Linked DNA regions of Homo sapiens: region 2 is linked to region 1. A link is a loop called in an ENCODE intact Hi-C map of the cell type or tissue named here. Cell type or tissue: ascending aorta. All regions are shown on one strand. Region 1 has its middle 2.6 kb from the start of CCL2. Region 2 overlaps RFFL (ring finger and FYVE like domain containing E3 ubiquitin protein ligase).

Evidence for each region. Hi-C counts contacts between places; a loop is a spot of excess contacts. Peaks named below come from ENCODE experiments on the same cell type or tissue, not always from the same donor. Only the 100,000 strongest peaks of a DNase experiment are listed, where the experiment ranks them.
Region 2: a loop joins it to region 1, with 5 times the contacts of the local background. A loop is called at or near these places in 1 of 110 quality-filtered maps.

What each region holds. Positions count from the first base shown.
Region 1 is chr17:34,251,470-34,253,969 of GRCh38, reverse strand. No RefSeq gene overlaps it. Among named protein-coding and RNA genes, the nearest start is that of CCL2, 2.6 kb to the left of the region's middle. RefSeq lists an enhancer at 907-2,106. In ascending aorta, no CTCF peak of the experiment used is centred here; DNase peaks (open chromatin) are centred at 1,359 and 1,733; H3K4me3 peaks cover 1,325 bases; H3K27ac peaks cover 2,500 bases.
Region 2 is chr17:35,021,446-35,023,945 of GRCh38, reverse strand. It overlaps RFFL (ring finger and FYVE like domain containing E3 ubiquitin protein ligase), which reads left to right. Exons shown (of 7, transcript NM_001017368.2): 3 at 2,165-2,500. All of the region lies in intron 5 of RAD51L3-RFFL (RAD51L3-RFFL readthrough), which reads left to right. Among named protein-coding and RNA genes, the nearest start is that of RFFL, 41 kb to the left of the region's middle. In ascending aorta, a CTCF peak has its summit at 1,334; a DNase peak (open chromatin) is centred at 1,085; H3K27ac peaks cover 2,500 bases.

The DNA of each region.
Region 1 (2,500 bases):
TGCCCAATGGGCATACAAAGACTAGTGACTTCTTTCATAAAGGGTCACTGAGGCAATGTCTATAAATGCATGGGGTTTCTTGAAAGAAAACACTTTTCACTACACTTGTAAAAAGAAACGGGTTGTATTCAACAAATGACTGTTTTATTTCTAGTAAGTGGTCAGTAATGGCATTGTTGAGTGCATTCAGGGAGTCAGGTATGGTGCTGACATACTTTCCAGCGCTGCCTGCCCAGTCCTCCAACCAACCCAGCTTTCGTTAGGTTAAAACTGAAGTTATTTGTCCAGTAACTCAGACAGAATAGTAGATGTGCTGAGACTCCCACCCAGGATGTTTCCATTCCAGAATCTCTTCTTCCTGGGACTAGACTTGATGTCTCATGATGGATATTGGTTTCCTGGAGAATCCCAGAGCAGAGACTCTATGGAGTGGCCATTTCAGACTCTGGTGGAATTACAAAAAGCAGGATGAAGAGAGAACAAATCAACTCGAGCCCTGCTTTGCTTGTGCCTCTTGAGGAGCCTTATTCTTGTTCTGCCTGAATCTCACTAGTTACTCCTTTTCTCCCCAACCAGTGTTGAAACTTCTCTGTGTTTGTCTCAGTCCTCTGCTCATGCCTCAATCCATTCTTATCCAATGAATAAAATGTTTCCAGGACTAGAGACTGTGCAACTTTGTGTAGGAATTTCTTCCTAGGCCATCTCACCTCATCTTCCAAGAAGTTTTCCTCATATCAGGGGAAACCTCTCTCTAATCAGTTAGTGCATCCTTTACCATGAACTTGGTGGACCGCATTCAATTTCCCTTTATAATCCAGTCATGCTTCGGGTTTTCTCTAGGTTAACAAGCTGAAAGATGCTGAGATCTTTAAATAAGTCTCTCCTGGCTTAGTCATATCAGCATCACTCATAGAATCCCAGAATCAATGGGCTTATAGACATCCTGTGGCATGACCACTTGTTTTTATCTGATAAAGCCACAATCCAGAGAAGGAGACCAATTAGCCCATGGTCACAGAGAAAAACTTCCCAGCTTTGCTGGCTGAGTGTTCACATAGGCTTCTGAGTGTTGGAAGCATGTCTCTACTTCAGGAAGGAGTTGTCATCTCTGGAAAGTGACTTGGCCTTTGCATATATCAGACAGTAAACACAGGGAAGGTGAAGGGTATGAATCAGAAAAGAAAGTCTTCTGGAAAGTGATAGCTGTCTGCCTCCCACTTCTGCTCTGTCAAGAAAAGATGCCCTCCCCCGCTGGGAGGTCAGTGCTGGCGTGAGAGAAGTGAGTGGAAATTCCCACTCTGAGGAGGCAGCTTTGGAAGTTCCCAGATCCCGTAGAAGAGAATGCATTTGGCTGGAGCCTGCATTCCAGATACTGGGCCCGGAGCCAGGGAGCTCTCACATGGGGCTGTGCTGGGAACATCTCGGCACAAGCCTGGGTTAGGCTCTGGCACAAACCTGGGTTGGACTCTCGCTTGGGGACACACAAGGGAAAGGCCCCCAGAGGGGCTATGGGGAAAATGAGGGTCAATGCTCTGATGCTGTCCAGAATCCTCAGTTACCCCGGGGCCTCCTCTCTATCAACTCATAGATAAAGAATGGAAAAGCTCCTCTTGGTGAATAATGCTTTCTTCATTCCTCCCGGGGTCTGACCCCACCACTAAGATCCTCTGCATGAACCTTGGTCATCGCTGCAGACTCCCACTCAGTGTCAGGGGTGAAAAAAAGAGGAAGTAAAAGTGAGCTCTCTGGAAAGATCTGAAGCCACTGCCTGGGCTCCCACCAACTTCTGCGGTTCACTTGTCCCTCCCCACCTAGTGCAGGCTCCCTTGCTGGTGCTCCCTTCACTCAGCCTTCAAGAGAGATGCACCGTAGCTCTGCACTCACCATGTCCTTTCTAGACAACCCCCACTCAAGGCCTCTCCTCCAGGCTAGCTCCAGGTAGAATAGAGCCCATTTTCCCAGGGCCGCTACTCTGCAATCCCTTTCCTGTCAAGGATGAAAATCTTTCCTTAATTTTTCACAGAATGTCAGAAAATGAACGAGACCTTAGAGACCATCTACCTGTTTCTCTGATGGGGAGACTGAGGCCATGAACAGGTTAGTGACAGGCTCAAGGTGAGATAGAAGACGAATGGCTACATTTGTGCTGGTTTGCTTATTTCTGGGCTCTCAATGTAGTGCCCTTTGTCATCTACTGCACTATCTCTTTATTATAACATTCATACAATTAGCACATACCCTGTGCAGAGCACCAGGTAGAGGACTGCACAGGGAGGGAGAAGTGAATTAGACATGATGCTTCCTTTTCAGAAGAGATGCTAAAGTAAGAATCCATGGAAAGTAGGACTGAATTTAGGAATAAATCTGATCAGTACTTACCCCAAGCTTCCAGCATCTAAGATTTCTTGCTTTCTGGATTGGATCTGCCCCAGGTCTAATTGCATGCAGTAGCCAAGAATACTCCTGAGCATGGGAATAGGGGTGGCGATGGGCATAGCAT
Region 2 (2,500 bases), 770 kb before region 1:
CTTGTTTTCTTCTGCCACTGCAAACTGGGGTTTTAGCCTCAAGCCCTATCCTGTTCCTGTAGGGTGTGTTTCAGATGCCAGCTTATTTCAGAGTTCCCTGTGAGCCAGCGGGTGCATAGAAGCTAGGTTGTTGTCTGCATTCTGATCTTGCATCCAGCAAGCCACACACATTTGAAGAAAGAATAGAGAGTTGTTTGGATCTGGCTGATTGAGCAACGCAGGCTTTATAATTGTGTCAAGCTAGGTCTTGTCAGACTGCATCGACTTAAGTAATATTCCATGTCAGGCCCACAGGTTTATGGCATTGAAGCCTCTTTGTTTCAGTCTCAGTCATCCTAAACAGACTTCATTTCCCAATAGAAAAGCTTTAGATGTGAATGAACCCCAAATACCTGAAAACATCCATTTTCTGCCTGCATGGCTACTGGTCCCAGAACCGTTACAATGCTAGTGCAGCCATGCATCCTTTTAAGTCCATCTCTGAACAGTATTGTTTGGTTATAACTGTATGGAGAATTAGGGAGCTTGATATATGTCCCTTTGCAATGCCTTCTAAGTCTTAATAGCCAAAACTGGGTGGTAAATATTATTTCCTTTTCCCTTTACTATGTGAATGATACTTAGACAAAACTTATATAACTATCTTAACTATGCAGACATTTACTTCAGCCCAGAGTGTCTGTGATCTTGACTATGAGAATCTTGTCTCTTGAGCTTTCTTTTTTAGCTTGAATATCTTTCTATATTTCGAAAAGATGGACCAGAAATATTTAAGTTACTACTTAAGTCAACACAGGATGAAAAGTTTTTAACTTCTTTAAAGGATTAATGAGGGTGCCCTCCAGGCCAATCCCAGTGTGCTCAGGAATTACCTCTCTTGTTGGGGATGTGACATGCTCTTGGCCAGAACAGAGCTCAGCCGGATGTCACTGTGCTCACTCAGCCTGTGGGGTGAGAGGCCGAGGATTGCTTCCTGTGGGCTGAGTAAGCCTTCCTGTGTTGTCAGCGACTGCCAGACTAGCTGCTGCCAGGCAGTACCAGCTTGCCCATCAGGCGCTCTTGTTGCCTAACTGAGACACTCTGTGCTTTCAGGAACGAGAGTACCCTGATGTCCAGACAGCCTCCCGTTGCTGTCTAAATATTTGTCTTGGATATGCTTGTAAGCACCACTGGGTTCCCAGCACTCTGAGTGGGCCTTCCTGGAGTGGGGAGCCTGTGTCGATGGAGCAGTGGGTGGGGAATTTGGAGATGGAAGCCAGGCCCTTGACTCAGAACTGCTCTGTACTTGAATGGAACTGAGCTATGCAGTATGGCCTGGTGGAAAGAATGTGATCATGGGCATTAGCCTCCAACAGACCTTGAGTGTGAATACCCGCTCTCCTGTTTATTGCCTGACCTTGAATACAACAGTTGATCTCCCTAAGCCTCGGTTGCTTTGTCTGTGAATCAGGGAAGAACACTAATACCTACTTTGCAATGTCGCTTTGAGAATTAAATGACAAGCTAGCATATAGAAGCACCTCAATAAATTAATATTAATTGTAACAACCACCACCACCATAACCTTCATGCAGAAATAATTACAGTTTAGGATTTGAATCCTGGCTGTCACCGTTAGGTAATATTTCCTAGCTATAATAAAACAGCTTACACTTGTTGAGGACTCATTTTGTGTTAGATATGCTAAATGGGTTCTCTCTTAATCTTCACAACAACCCCATGAGGTAGATACTGTTATCACCCCCATTTTACAGATGTGGAAACTGAGCACCAGAGAGGCTAAATTACACACCCAAGGTGATACTGCAAGAAATAAGGGAGGGAGGCTTAATAAAAATGCAGAGCTTTTTGATTCTTATGCTGGTAGTCTTAATTAATACCTCAGGTGCTTCAGGAGTAAATAAAGTAAGCCTCAAATTAAATAATAAATGTGAAGTGTCCTGTACATGGATATACACAATACATAGTGGAGGTCTTCCACCCGAGTGGCTTTTAATCTAAAATCTGAAAGTGGCTTGCACCCTTAGATATATGAGAGAGCTTAGTAAAAGTAAGAGTGACTGGAGGAGATCCTGCTGGGCTTGGCAGCTCTGAAGCTCCCATCGCACTCTCTGTCTTGTTCTCTCAATCTGACATGGTTTCCTGTGTCTTTTGCTCTAAGCAGCAGACCTGCTTGGACTGTAAGAAAAATTTTTGCATGACCTGTTCGAGCCAAGTAGGGAATGGGCCCCGCCTCTGCCTTCTCTGCCAACGGTTTCGAGCTACAGCCTTTCAGCGAGAGGAGCTCATGAAGATGAAGGTGAAGGACTTGAGGGACTATCTCAGCCTCCATGACATCTCTACCGAAATGTGCCGGGAGAAAGAAGAGCTGGTGCTCTTGGTCCTTGGCCAGCAGCCTGTAATCTCCCAGGAGGACAGGACTCGTGCCTCCACCTTGTCCCCAGACTTTCCTGAGCAGCAGGCCTTCCTGACCCAGCCTCACTCCAGCATGGTTCCACCT